3 separate regions of the Homo sapiens genome follow, and all the other regions are linked to region 1. A link is an interaction called in ENCODE POLR2A ChIA-PET data of the cell type or tissue named here. Cell type or tissue: Panc1. All regions are shown on one strand.

Region 1 (5,000 bases):
ACTGCTCTGAAGGTACCAGACCTCAGGGCACTCCCACCGGCAGGCTTACTGTGAACCGACATCCCCTACTTCTGAAATCCATTTGGTACGGCAGGAGATCTCTTGCGGGATGTCTGCATTTTCAGAAGAAATTATCTACTGACTGCTTTGGCCAATGTGCTTTTTCACCTCTAAATTTTAAGGTGTTTTTAGCTTTATCAGCAATACCAGAGCACATCACACGTGCACACATCCAAATAGATCTCAGCTTCCACACTTGAAGATTCTAGAAAGCCAGATGGCAGGGCCATGAAGCACATGTAACCAACATGGGCTGTGAAGTCAGTCAGACCCGGGCTTGCATCCAGGTGGCTTCACTTCATTGCAAGCTCCTTCACTTCCCTGAGTCTCACAGGAGGATAGCTATTCCTTTCCTTTTGAGCCAAATTTAACAATGTAATAGTATTCTGAAGAGAGCTAAACCTAAGGACCTTTAAATTCAATCCACGGAGACCACTAATTAACTATGAGCCACTAAAAAGGAGATGCCAATCACAGGATGAGGAAGGCTGGTAGAGAAAAGATTCCTGACTTCCTAATTATCTGAGGTAAGAAAGTTTTGTTTTGGGGTATTTATTTATTTATTTTTTGCACACTGGCTAAGAATAGAATATGCCAAAACAAAGTCTGCACTCTAGGGTGTACAATCTAAATCATATCTTGATTAGCATCACCTAAACCTAAACTGGACTAAGCAGTAGAAAACAGACAGCAGTGGGCAAGATTACACTTGCAAGGGATTGTCTGTGAGATAAACGGTTTTATTTCCTGATTCCAACTCTAGGTCCCTCACCTTAGTTTTCAAATAGTGAAGTTACAGGACCACGAGGATAAAAGCCTCCTCATTCCAGACGTCCTGCAAGTGTGATCAGGGGTTATCTGCTTCCTAGAATGGAGTTTCCAGTGGAAAAGGACAAGGTTTAATAGGAGTGTCAAGATTTCCTTCCCTATATATTAAGATAGTTACCTAAAAACTGTTGTTCTTTCATTTTGTTCAATCATCCCACAAATATTTATTAGGTCCCTACCACATGCCAAGCACTGTGCTAAACATTGAGGATAAAATGAATGAACAAGGCAGATACGGCCTCTGCAATCTGGGATCCCACACCTGAATGCAGGGAGAACAGCCAAGAGAGAAACAGCGGTGGGAGGCAGTGATAGCCTGCCGCTACAAGCCTCACACAATTGATGAATACTAGACATAGCAAGGAAAAGGGAAGAATTCTAAAATTTTGCAAGTGAGCTGCAGTCTGAGCTGATCTCTTTAGCTGCCCAGAAAAAACAAAACAAACAAACAAACAAAAAACCCACAAAACATTACTCACAGGGAGCATTATTCTTTTCTTTTAAGGAAGTATTTTAGTTGTTGAAAAGGGATAACTAACTGCTACACCCACAAAGCTGGCATGGATAGGAAAGTGAGATAAAGAAAGGTGAAGGCCTAGGGTACCGAGAAAGTGGGTGTAGTTTCAGGTTGGGAGTGGAGGGAGATAAGCTGACTACAGTCACAGCCACAAGCCTGAGGAGGTTTTCAGACCCATAGGAACTTGAACTATGTTCTAATTCCACCTCCTTTACTCCCCAGTCTTCAGAAGAGTCTGTGCTAATAACAGCTTTGGGTAAATAAAGCTTTGAGAAATGAAGGAGAGGGAAATTTTCTCTGCTTGAGGCAATGAGATCCGAGAGGGGGCAGCAATCATGGGTGGAGAGAACTACACAGCGTAATCAAGAATCAAATGGGGAGGCAGGATTCCAAGACTAGAGACCAGAAAAGTGCCTGTCATAAGCTTATTCGCACATACCTTCACCCATACACTCTCCACCGCCTGCTTCCTCCCCAGGAATCCTCAGAAACACTTAGGACAGTAGACCTCCCAAAATACATGTGATGGGGACTGGAGTCATTTTATTTGACTAGTAAGGAAAGAGTGTCACCTAGATGAAAGATTTAAAGATCTGCAGGTTATATAGAAAAATTAGTGCAAGTAAAGGAATGATAACTTCTCCAGCAAGAGCGATGACTGCCCTATTTTCTAAATAGAGAGTATGGTAGCTTTAAGGAGAGTGGTAGCTGGAAAATGCCTGGACTTATTGTTAACAAATTTTGGGGGCAATGAAATAATCTGTATAACAAACCCCATGACACATGTTTACCTATGTAACCCGCACATACTGCACATGTACCCATGAACTTAAAAGTTAAAAAAAAAACGAATTTATTTGGGCAGTATAGGTATCCCACTTTATAAAACTGGTATTATTTCTCAGAGACTAACTATAAAACACTTATTTCTATCAAATCCCCTATTTTCTTTCTGATTCCATTATAAAACATCCTGTTCCTTCAGGTGCAAAAAATAGAATTACACTATTATAAAAGGACCCTTTAAGTTGACTTATGTTGTTTTAGAAAATACCAATGTTAGCAATAAAATTTCTACAGATACAAACATTTTGACTATTAAAAGTCAAGAAAATAAACTGAACTTAAAGGAGAGATTCCCATCATATCAATAAGGAATCTCTCCTTTAAGTTCAGTTTATAGCACCATCCCCATTACAAGTCATATTAAGATCCGGGCGTGGTGGCTCATGCCTGTAATCCCAGCACTTTGGGAGGCTGAGGCAGGCGGATCACGAGGTCAGGAGATCGAGACCATCCTGGCTAACACGGTGAAACCCCATCTCTACTAAAAATACAAAAAAAAAAAAAATTAGCGGGGCGTGGTGGCGGGTGACTGTGGTCCCAGCTACTTGGGAGGCTGAGGCAGGAGAATGGTGCGAAGCCAGGAGGCGGGGCTTGCAGTGAGCGAAGATGGCACCACTGCACTCCAGCCTGGGGACAGAGCGAGGCTCCATCGCAAAAAAAAAAAAATGAAAAAGAAAAAAAGAAAAGATTCTCTTTAAAACCTCAAGGCTTCTATTTTACACAAAAATACTCTTTTTGCTAACTCTTAAATTATTAGAGCAACCTGCAACTCTTTTCCTAGTTTCTGGTTAAAAGATTTAAATTAGCTTGCTTATATAGTGTACACACGTATATATGTATGTATGTGCTGACTGATTGAAACAGGGTCTCACCGTGTCACCCAGGCTAGAGCGCAGTGGTGTAATCTTGGCTCATTGCAGCCTCCCAGGCTCAAGTGATCCTCCCATCTCAAGCCTTCTGAGTAGCTGAGACTAAGATGCACGTCACCATGCTTGGCTAATTTTTTAACTTTTTGTGGAGATGGGGTCTCTATATTACCCAAGCTAGTCTCAAACTCTTGGGCTCAAGCAATCCTGACTCAGTCTCCCAAAGTGCTGGGATTACAGGCATGAGCCATCACACCCAGACTACAGTATATTTTCTTTACAACGAATTTCTGTGTGTGTGTGTGTGTGTGTGTGTGTGTGTGTGTGTGTGTGTGTGTGTGTAGTTGACAAGCAACTTTTTAAGCTTATTCCCTTTTTCACTAGAATAATCTCCAATAACAACAAAGTAATAAAAGTCTGATTAAAGACAAATTATCTGACCAGGCAACTGCAATCTATAAATTAGTTCAGCAAGCTAATGTCAGATGTAAAAAGTTACCAGTAAAAGGAAGTAAGTGTGCTTTGGAACAAACAGGGAGGATATTGTTTGTGTTGGGTTGAACAACACGTTGTCCATCCCCCTGCAAATTCATATCTAGCTGGTACCTCAGAATGCAGCCTTATTAGAAATAGGGTCTAGGGTCTTCGCAGATGGAATCCGCAAAGTTAAAATGAGGTCATGCTGGATTTGTGTGGACCCTAAATCCAATGCCTGATGAAGGCCATGTGAAAACACAGAGACATCAGAGTGAAGAAGGCTGGGTGGTGAGAGGCAGACGAAATGATGCAGGCACAAGCCTAGGAATGCCAAGGACTGCTGGCAACCACCGAAAACTAGGAAGAAAGAAGAAGGGATTCTTCCTAGAGCCTTCAGAGAGTGCATGGCCCTGCTAACACCTTGATTTCAGACTTCCAGCCTCCAGAACTGAGAGAGAATAAATTTCTGTTGTTTTAATCTACAAAGTTTTTGGTAATTTGTTACAGCACCCCTAGGAAACTCATACAGAATCTTTGACCAAAAGGCATGATTGGTGAAAAACAACTTTCCCGTGGCCCATTCATTCTTAAAGTGAAATACTAATGCAGCAAAGATACATAGTACTAGTGCAAATTCCTACTTCATACTAACAACCACACAATCTTTACATTTCCTTCATCACTCTCACTGTAAACAATAGTGTCCACAAATCCAGGCAGCTCTGTGCACCCTGGACTGCTGGAAGGTTGAAGCAAAACCTAACTGTAAAACCGAAAGGCCCTGTATACAGCTTGTTACTCTAATACTATAACCATTAAGAAACGATACACTGCTTTTCTCTAATTATTTCTGAAACCCTCCCCTTATTTACAGTATAAAAGCTAATGAAAATGTACTTGTGATCGTTGTAATTCACTGAAAATCTGACAGGAAAAAAGCCCACATGTAAAAACATCGACACACTCAAAATCTTTAAAGCTTTCTGGCTTATGTAACAATTTCAACCTGTATACGGCAGTTCAATAAATTCTAAATGAAAAGCTTTATGCAGAAGTGGCCAAAATTGGCAAAATAATTTCTTCCATACTCCCTCTATCAATTTGGTGCGTGTGCTTCAAGCTTTCAGCAAGGAGTGTTAAACACATGCTCTTCTCTTCTATAATATTTTGGTGGTTGCGTCACTAAGAAAATAGTTTATCAATGTACCACTTGTAACTGACTTTTTCAATGGAATTATGTAGTTACCTCAACCTCTTCAAAAAGATAAATATAGTGCAAAAGCAAAAAACAACAAGAAGAAAAAAAGAAAATGAAAACTTCCAGGGATACAATTTAACTGTCTCATTCTTGTAGAAAAAAGATAGTTTGGGCTTAAATAGTTATTCTGAAGAGATTCTTGTCAGTT
Region 2 (5,000 bases), 160 kb before region 1:
AACTGGGGTCAAATTGCATAGAACTATAAATACACACACACATGAGTGCATGTAAAAACTGGAGAATGCAGAGTAAGGTCTATACTCTAGTTACTAGTGTTATTCCACGCCAGTTTACTGGTTTTAATATGGTACTATGGTTATATAAGATGTCACCACATGGAACTCTATGTGTTAAGTGTTGCAGCTTTCTGTGAGCCCATACATATTTCAAAATAAAGAGGTTTTTTTTTATCAGCCTTAATAATCAGAAAAAAAGGAATAACTGATGACTCAGAGTATCTTTTCCGAATAAAATCTACAATCATTTTCCTTCAAATTTCTCATATGATTTTAAGCTTGATAGATATTTCGTCTCATTAAAATTTACGTGACATGGCCGGGCGTGGTGGCTCATGCCTGTAATCCCAGCACTTTGGGAGGTGGAGGGGGGCGGATCATGAGGTCAGGAGTTCAAGAGCAGCCTGGCTAACATAGTAAAACCCTGTCTCTACTAAAAATACAAAAATTAGCTGGGTGTAGTGGCACACACCTGAAGCCCCAGCTACTCAGGAGGCTGAGGCAGGAAAGTCGCTTGAACCCAGGAGGCGGAGCTTTTAGTGAGCTGAGACTGTGTGACTGCACTCCGGCTTGGGTGACAGAGCGAGACTCCGTCTCAAAAAAAAAAAATTAACGTGACGTAACCATAGAAAGAAAGAAAAAAAAAGTTTGGCTTTAGGGAGAAGAAAGCAGAGAACAATATGTATCCTTTGGTCTTAGAAACGAATGGTAATGAAACAACAAAAATAGTTTCACAAATTTTTACTTAGAAAATTGAACTTAAGAGCCTTGTTTTGTTTTGTTTTTTTGGTGAGGCGGCGCGGGGAGTTTTGTTTTTTAGCTGGGCATGGTGGCATGAGCCTGTGGTCCCAGCAACTAGGGAGGCTGAGGTGGGAGGATTGCTTGAGACCAGGAGATGGAGGCTGCAGATGGAGGCTGCAGTGAGCCGTGATTGTGCCACTGTATTACAGCCTGGGTGACAGAGCAAGACTCTGTCTCAAAGAAAAAAAAAAGAGTCTTGTTCAAGCATAAGCAATGGGTCAAAAAATAAGGTAACTATAAATACAGTGCAGATGTGAATTTTTAAGTCAGTAACATTGTTTGGGGACTTGATCCAGTTACCTTTTATGGTCCAAAGAAAGACTCTCTGTCACCCACCACACGATTAGTCATTTTTTTCTACCTCTCTTGAGAAAAAATGATGAAATTAATAAATTGTGACTATTAAGCAAGTTATACCAACGCCATATGCAATTTTCCCAGAAAGACAAATTGTAAAGGAAATGCTTGCAAAGTTCTTACACAAACTCTCTTGGAAGAGAATAAAAGAGCAGCTGTGCACTGAGCCCCCCTGGTTGTCTGAAATGAGGTGGTGAGCCACCATTGAGTGTATCAGTTACCTTTGAAAGTTATTACCGTCCTCATTTTCATCTAGAGGGTAATAAAAGGTGTCAGAAAGTTTTTGCTTTTTGAAGCAGTCATCTGCTTATTTCTAGAAGTAACTGTAGATTAGCGACTAAATCCCCAAATTAAATAAAAAGAGGAGTCCAAATTGCTAGAACTTTTGAAAGAATTACTGCAGCATAAGCAGGTGTGGGCGTTATATAAATGTGTAGCATTATCTTGGGTAGAATTCAGAGGGCCCAGCAGAAAAACTGGTTTTGGTCATCTTGTGTCCTGAAGCTTCAGACCCATTACTTATCAAAAAAAAAAAAAAAAAAAAAAAGTAAACTACAAAGGGAAGGGAGATATCCTGATTTTGACAAAGCCCGAGTATGTTCATGAACAACTCTCACGTTTTAAAATTTTACCTGTGACCTCTGGTAATTTGCAAACATGAAGAGACATGGAAGACATTCTGGAAGCACTAACTGGATTATGCAAATTGAAAAACTGCAGATATCTTCACTCCGAACATGACCTACCAATGTCAGACCCACATTAAAATCATGACAAATAGTGGCCACTAAATGAATTCCTGAGTAAATGAGATTACACCAAAACTTCTAGTTTATACTCTCAGTTTAAAATATATTTGGGGGTTATTATATGATTAAATTCAAATTTCAATGGTAATTTTCAGAATATGTGAAATGCCAGAAGATACATCACAATTATTCGGAGTTATTTATAAGGATTAAACCTCTGGGGGGAAAGGAGAGAGCCATTTAGGGGGTTTGTTTATTTAGCATCCCATCTGCAGTAGAACTGAATATTTTAAAAAAGCAAAAAGCTGAATGATGACATCAATCTAAGGATCCAAGGTATCCAACTGTTAGGAAAGACTGGATCGGAGAAGATTGTAATTGTGACCATAATTCGTATTGTACACATTGGTCAATTTCTTTAACAGCGGCTGCAGAAAATGTCAAAGCTCAATTTTTTTTCTCCTCCAACTCTTTGATATTTTGCTGTGTGACTCACGTCCTGTAGTAACTCCTGGCTGACTTGAAAGCCTTTCTAGGACATCAATTCTCAGGACTCAATTTTCTCTATCAGATTGTTGCAAATAAATCTCATTTTATATCTCAGCTCATAAGAGCAGTGAAAATGCTTTACTGTGTCTCTGCTTTCTATTGCTGTGTTTAACGCTACAGCTGAGGACTTGATTGTCCCTCCAAGAGACACGTAAGATGGGAATGTGAATTCCCTTCCCCCATCCCTTGGCTCCCAGTGACAATGGAGCATGAAGATAGTAAATCATCGTCATAATTGCCTAGACCTATCTAGTCAACTGGCTTAATAAGACGGGAAGTAGGTTGCTGAGAAAGAGGAATGACGTTTTAACAAGACGACTCAAATCAAACTATAATTTATCCTTCACAACACCTTTAATTTTTCCGGAAAGTTATCAGAAGCAAAATCGCCATTTTGAAGATACCAAACACGGCTTAACCCTTTTCAATCACTTCATTAAGTCAACAGAAGCATACAAAGCATTCTTAAAATATTTGCAAATATATGCTAGCAAAATTCCATCTAACTACCTCATTATCTGGTAGTTTCGTAGCATTTGAGTTTTAAAATATTGTCTTTGAAAAGACAGAAGTTCAAAACTGCGTTTTTCTGCAAGACAATTCCATACTTGCATTTCCACCTTCTGCTAAGAAATTGGGTGGACCTGAGCTTTGTGCTCACTGCCTCCAAACCTTGTTAAATATTTAAAAACCCCTGGCAGCCCAGCAGCCCCAAGTCCGCTTGGGGCTGTGTTCCGATTCAGAAACAAAGTGAAAGGTTTATCAGGGGATCACCCTTGCAACAGTTTCCGCAGGCACCTCTGGGGGCTGGGACACCGCACGCACCCTGGAGGGGCATCCTGGAGGCCACCACACGCACCCTGGAGGGGCATCCTGGAGGCCACCGCACGCACCCTGGAGGGGCATCCTGGAGGCCACCGCACGCACCCTGGAGGGGCATCCTGGAAAGCACCTAGGAATGTGCGAGCTTGGCCGCGGCTGTGCTTGTTCCATCCTTGACGCATGGCAGCTTTGTATTGTCCAGTTTCTGACCTCCATTTAGATTAGGACTCAGTAGAAAAAAATTGAAATCGCAAATACTTCTCTTAGTTCTCCCTTGATTTTTTGGTTGAAAGGCTTTGCCTGTGCTGGCCAGGCGCGGTGGCTCATGCCTGTAATCCCAGCACTTGAGGAAGCTGAGGCAGGCAGATCACGAGGTCAGGAGTTCGAGACCAGCCTGGCCTATATGGTGAAACCCCATCTCTACTAAAAATACTAAAAATACAAAAAATTAGCCAGGTGTGGTGGCGCACACCTGTAGTCCCAGCTACTCTGGAGACTGAGGCAGAAGAATCGCTTGAACCCGGGAGGCAGAGGTTGCAGTGAGCTGAGATCGCACCACTGCACTCCAGCCTGGGTGACAGAGCGAGACTCCATCTAGAAAAAAAAAAAAAAAGAAGGCTATGCCTGTGCTTTGTTTTTACTTGAACACTTTAGATCTGAGAACTGAAATCACAGCAGGGCTGGGGCTCACCTGTTTCCTTGTACTTCCTCACCTTCTCTTTTCTTCCTTTCCTTCATCCTAACTTATTTTTTAACCCTTTTTTCTTTTCCTCTTCCTTCCTTATTCCCTCTCTCTCCTCTTTCCTTTCTTCCTTTTTCTTACCCTCTTCCTTTGTTCCTCCCTTTCTTCTCCCTTTCCTCCTTCCCTTCTTTCCTTCTTCCTTCCTCCCTTCCTTTCTCCTTCCTTCCTCCTTCTCTCCCTTCTTCCTTTTCTTCTTTTCTCCATTCCTTCCCCTCTTCCTTCTTCCTTTTCCTTCCTTCTTCCCTCTGTTCCTTCTTCTTTGGGTATCTCACCTTCACAGAGACCCTCCCTCTTGCTGTCTGAAATGCCTGCTGGCCCTTGAGTCAAATGTAAGTCTTAAAACTTACATTTTTCAGTTACTTCCCTGAATCTTGTACTTGTACTTCCCTGATCAGGTACTTCCCTTGAATCTTGTCAGTCAGGATTTTGTTGCTCTTTAAAGCCTGCATTTCTGCCACGCTGTTGAGGAGATTTAAAGTGTGCTCTGTGCTGGCGTGAAAATATGCATCCTCCCTGCAGCCTTAGCTTTAAGCAAGAGGCAAGCACTGATGGGGGGTAGCCCTCACCTGGTGTCCTGAAAGGGAGTAGTCTAGGAATGTGTGTTCTACACTGGCAATAGGTTTATTTGCCCATGATTTTGACTTTAAAAAGAAAACTTCAAACACAGAAGTAAGTATACTAAACAGTGACTGTATTAGGCTTGTCCTTACTGATTTCCTCTTCACAACTATGCCCAATTTACACCTGTGGAAACAGAGGCACAGATAGGCTAAACACACCCCCAGTGATGCACAGCTGGTCTGTGTCAGGGCCAGGATTTGAAAGCCAGGCGGCCTGGTTCTGGAGCTCTGCCTAGAACCACTATTCTGCAATGCCTCTGTCAGTAGACGGAAACATAGGACATAGTTTAGAGGGTTTTC
Region 3 (5,000 bases), 76 kb before region 1:
CCATTAGAGACAGTATGGCAGAAAAAAGGAGACAAAAGCAACATTTATCAGACTATGAGGAAGCATCCCAGGGACAGTGCACCATAGTCCCCAGTTACCTAACGCTGCTCAAGGACATGTGAACCTATGGGCTAGAAATGGGAAGAGAGGGTGGGAGTGGGTGCTAAGGTCATTTCTGTACTTGCTTGACCTGGGCTATAGATGAGCAGAGCCAGCTGATCCCCACCACCCTGCAACTCTCCCGGGTAGAGGAAGATCCTTTTGCATTTCTCTTTATAGCCTGTCCTCAGCTGATCTTATGCGCTTTCGCTTCACTCATTCAATGCCACATTTTCCGTGGGGCTACTGTGTGCATTCTAATGAATGTCCTCACAAACTTGGACTGCCTGCATAAGTGCAGTGGCAGTGCTGTATATACCTCTCTATCTCACCCAGTGCCTAGTGCAGGGCCCTACACCTACTAAAGCTTAGAGGCTGAGAAAATACTGGAAGAGGATGAAACCAGTGGAAGGAAGGAAAAATATAGCTAGTGCCAGGCCTAAGGAAATAAAGGATATGTTGGATTCCCCAGATCCAGAGGCAATAAAGCCTTTCAATGAGCCTTTCAATAAAGCCTATAGTCAATGAAGTGGTCTGACTAAACACCTGCCACTGCTGCTCTGTACTTATTGTAGACAGCCTGAGGTCTGGAAGGCCAAGAGATGACATGCAAAAGAATAATGTCCAGTAGCTTCCACTTCTAAGGTAGCAGTCAGCTGCAACTTCCAGCTATTCTTGCCATGATGTAAGAAAGCACACACTAGTCCACGGACCCCCAAAGGTCCAGTGAGAACATCAAGTCCATTGATAAATTACAATCTCAGCAAGCCACAGCTAAAGCTGTTTCTTAAAAGCTCAGTTCTGAGCACTCAGTAAAATATCAGATAACTCAACGGCACTCAGGGAACAGCCTCTAAAGTGATTAAGAAGAAAGATGACTTAATTCATCTAAAATGATTAAACACATTAAATACAGCTTGCTTTAATGACTTCTAAGGGATGTCTTATCATCATCAACTGATGCTGACTACCCACAGAACAGAAGGCAGAGGATTAGGAATCATGGCAGGGCACAAGGGGTAAGGGGTGGGAGGTGGTAATACAGAAAAGATGCTGTCCTAGTTCCAAGGAACCATGCTTTCAATGGCATATTCTGATTTTTTCTATGTTAGCAGAAGAATGTTCCACTTGAGAGAGATCATTTTGCAAACTCAGACACTTAGCATCTATGAGCACCATTATTTTTTCAAAAACCAACAGCAGAAATGAAAACTAAATGAATTAATAAAGACTACATTCAGGCTGGGCACAGTGGCTCACACCTGTAATTCTAGCACTTTGGGAGGCTGAGGCAGGAGGATCACTTGAGCCCAGGAGTTCAAGACCAGCCTGGGCAACATAGGGAAACCCTGTCTCTACAAAAATAAAAAAATTAGCCAGGTGTGGTGGTGCATGCCTGTGGTCCCATCTACTCCGGAGCCTGAGGTGGGAGGGAGGGTTGCTTGAGCCTGGAGGTTGAAGTTGCAGTGAGCTATGACCATGCCACTGCACTCCAGCCTGGGTGATAGAGGGATACCCTGTAGCAAAACAAAACAATACAAAAAAAAAAAAAACCACCTGGGAGGAGGAAGAAAAATCATTTGAACAAAGAAAATGAACGTTAGAGGCCGGGCACAGTGGCTTACACCTGTAATCCCAGCACTTTGGGAGGCCAAGGCGGCAGGATTGCTTGAGCCCAGGAGTTGAGAGCAGCCTGGGCAACATAGCAAGACCCCATCTCTACCAAAAAAAAATTACCTAGGTATGGTGGCTCATGCCTTTAGTCCCAGCTGGGAGGATCACTTAAGACCAGGAGTTCAGGCTGCAGTGAGGTATGATTGCACCACTGCACTCCAGCCTGGGTGACAGAGTGAGACCTCGTTTAAAAAAATAATAATAAAATAAAAGAAGAAAGAAAGAAAATGATCAGTAGAGACTTCAAGAAAAATGTTCAGAAAATAAAATGAATATTTAAAAACCAGATAGGACCTCTGCTTAAGAAAATCAAGAATAATAAGCCAGGTGCCGTGGTGTGAACCTGTAGTCCCAGGTGCTTGGGAGGCTGAGGTGGAAGGATTGCTTGAGTCCAGGAGTTCAAGGCTAGCTTGGGCAACATGATAAGACCCTATCTCTTAAAATAAGCAAATAAATAAATGAATAAAAGAACAATAGGAAAGGTCCTAAAACACTGAAGAAAATCTGTGGTTGACTCCTTAAGGGAGAGTCATTGGGAATTTGGGGGCGGGGGATTTGAGACACTAAATGTTGACCTTATGTGGCCCACCTGTAGGAATGCTGGCTTTTAGGAATGGATCTAGGATATGGCAGAGTGCATGTTGACCAACACCCACTTCTGCTGACTCATATGGAATTAATGTCAATGTCAGGCGAGACTTACAAAGCACCTCTAGAGATTCTGAAGTTATGCGTAGAAAATGGAAGCACTTGGGTCGATACCAGCATCAGAGGTGGTTCCTCCTCTTTTTCTAAAGCAAGGGTTAGAACTTAGAGAACTTAAGAACAATTACACAATTGTACTAATCAAAAATTTTTTTTTCAGACCAGGCGCAGTGGCTCATGCCTATAATCCCAGCACTTTGGGAGGCCGAGGCAGGGGGATCACTTGAGGCCAGGAGTTCAGGACCACCAACATGGTGAAACCCTGTCTCTACTAAAAACACAAAAGTTAGCTGGGTATGGTGGTGCATGCCTGTAGTCCCACTACTTGGGAGGCTGAGGTGGGAGGATTACTTGAACCCAGGAGGTAGAGGCTGCAGTGAGTCGAGATCACACCACTGCACTCCAACCTGGGTGATCTAGTTCTGTCACCCAGGCTGGAGTGCAGTGGCATTAACATAGCTCACTGTAGCCTTGACCTCCTGGGCTCAAGCCATCCTCCCACCTCAGCCTCCCAAGTAGCTAGGACTACAGGCACATACCACCATGCCCAGCTAATTAAAAATAATTTTTTTTTTTTTGGTAGAGATAGGGTTTTGCTAAGTTGCTGAGGGTGATCTTGTACTTCTGGCCTCAAGTGATCTGCCCACCCTGGTCTCCCAAACTTTTGGGATTATAGGTGTGAGCCACTGTGCCCAGCCTTAATCTTTTTATAACAACAAAACACAATAAAACATATATACATATACATAAGTATCTCCCAAAGATTTGGAGACACATTTTCCTGGAGATTAGTTGATCAAATAATGAAGACTTTGAACTGAATATGAAGTTAGCAGTATGTCCAGATAAAGTTGTTATACTGATGACGGTGGAAAACATTAGGGATCTCATAGAAGGAAGAATAACAATGGTAGAAAAGGTCTAGGATTTCAAACAGGAAAGAATTGAGATGAAACATAGAGTTTCAGATGCCTGTTTATCAAACCACGGAGTGCAGACACCAAAGTTAGCTAGAGATTTTAACACAAGGACAAAAATGCAATGTCTAGAGATCCCTGAGACTTTGCACAACAGGACTTCCAAATAAAATACTGTTCAAAGGAGTAGCCGGTTAGAAGAGAAGCTGCGACAGTCCCATCTGTACATTACAAAATTATATTTCTCTGTGGAACAGCAGCAGTAACCCACTGCAGAGCAGCTGGGTACAGAGAAAAGGAGGGGGCAATAGACACGCTATCATGTGGGAGATGTACCATGGACTGCTGGTAGGTTTAAGTAAATGGATGATGATGCTCACAAAATGACGAGGAAAGATAGAAATAATGAGGGCGTTATCAAATACCTAGATATCTGCTGTAAGTCTCAACTGAAACTAGGATCTCTAATACACTTTTTCCTTGCTGATAGTTTAATCTCACAGAAAGTTGAGCAAACTGCAACTTTGGATCCAATTCTGATCAACTAGAGGGAGGGCAGAAACCAGACGGGTGGAGATGCTCTGCTGATGAAGCAGAAATATTGAGAACTTGGAATAAAGCATGGAAAAAGAGGCTGATGATAGTCAGGTTTGAACTTCATAGTTTAAAAGAACTGATTTTTAAATGTTCAAAGAAAATATATGCATGACCTGAAACCCAAAAGGGAAGATGCTTCAAGAGGAATAGGAAGGCTCTCAAAAATGAAATTCTAACCATACAATTGCAAATCATCCCTGCAGATGAAAACATAGAGGCATCTAAAGGTACTGATGTGATCTCCCAGGGAGCAGCCTAATGGCTCAAATTTTTAAAGGGCACGTACAAAAAGATCAAGAGAAGAGCCCATAACAAAGAACATAACGTGGCCCATAGCAATTCAAGAAGGCTTAAAGATCAGAATGAGCTTAAACTTGCAAAAATGCTAAAGACAAAAAAAAATTTTGTAAGAGCTCTTTTAAAGTTATGTTTGAAACAAGAAGAACAAGAAAGACACAGACCCGCTGTGGAGGATGGTGGTTCTTGGATGGCAAGAAGAAAGGGAAGGATAATCTTCAGACTGGAGGGGAAGAACAAACTTTGACGAGAGGGAAATGAGTGAAGAGTTGGGATTTAGAGATCAAATGATTACTCTTAACAGGCTGAATTCACTCCAGGGTACAGAGAAAAATAGCAGAAGAAATGCAACCAATAACCTTTGATAATCTGGTGAATCTGGGATGAGGGTCAACTGAACAGGCAAGGAAAGGCATGTGCAAGTCCCAGTTTTCTTTTTTTTTTCCCCCCTGAGACAGAGTCTCACTCTGTTGCCCAGGCTGGAGTGCAGTGGTGTGATCTCGGCTCACTGCAACCTCCGACTCCCTGGTTCAAGTGATTCTCCAGCTTCAGCCTCCTGAGTAGCTGGGATTACAGGCATGTGCCACCACACCCAGCTAATTTTTGTATTTTTAGTAGAGACAGGGTTTCACTATGTTGGCCAGGCTGGTCTCAACTCCTGACCTCAGGTGATACACCAGCTTTGGCCTCCCAAAGTGCTGGGATTACAGG

The links. ChIA-PET counts read pairs that join two places held together with the same protein. Peaks named below come from ENCODE experiments on the same cell type or tissue, not always from the same donor. Only the 100,000 strongest peaks of a DNase experiment are listed, where the experiment ranks them.
Region 2: POLR2A ChIA-PET joins it to region 1 with 7 read pairs; 1 of 35 experiments calls an interaction of 5 or more read pairs at or near these places.
Region 3: POLR2A ChIA-PET joins it to region 1 with 14 read pairs; 4 of 35 experiments call an interaction of 5 or more read pairs at or near these places.

The regions. Positions count from the first base shown.
Region 1 is chr4:169,184,109-169,189,108 of GRCh38, forward strand. All of the region lies in intron 2 of SH3RF1 (SH3 domain containing ring finger 1), which reads right to left. Among named protein-coding and RNA genes, the nearest start is that of SH3RF1, 84 kb to the right of the region's middle. In Panc1, CTCF peaks have their summits at 1,729 and 1,934; no DNase peak of the experiment used is centred here; H3K27ac peaks cover 1,191 bases.
Region 2 is chr4:169,028,176-169,033,175 of GRCh38, forward strand. No RefSeq gene overlaps it. Among named protein-coding and RNA genes, the nearest start is that of CBR4-DT, 20 kb to the left of the region's middle. In Panc1, no CTCF peak of the experiment used is centred here; no DNase peak of the experiment used is centred here; H3K4me3 peaks cover 355 bases; H3K27ac peaks cover 363 bases.
Region 3 is chr4:169,108,389-169,113,388 of GRCh38, forward strand. All of the region lies in intron 10 of SH3RF1 (SH3 domain containing ring finger 1), which reads right to left. Among named protein-coding and RNA genes, the nearest start is that of CBR4-DT, 100 kb to the left of the region's middle. In Panc1, no CTCF peak of the experiment used is centred here; no DNase peak of the experiment used is centred here.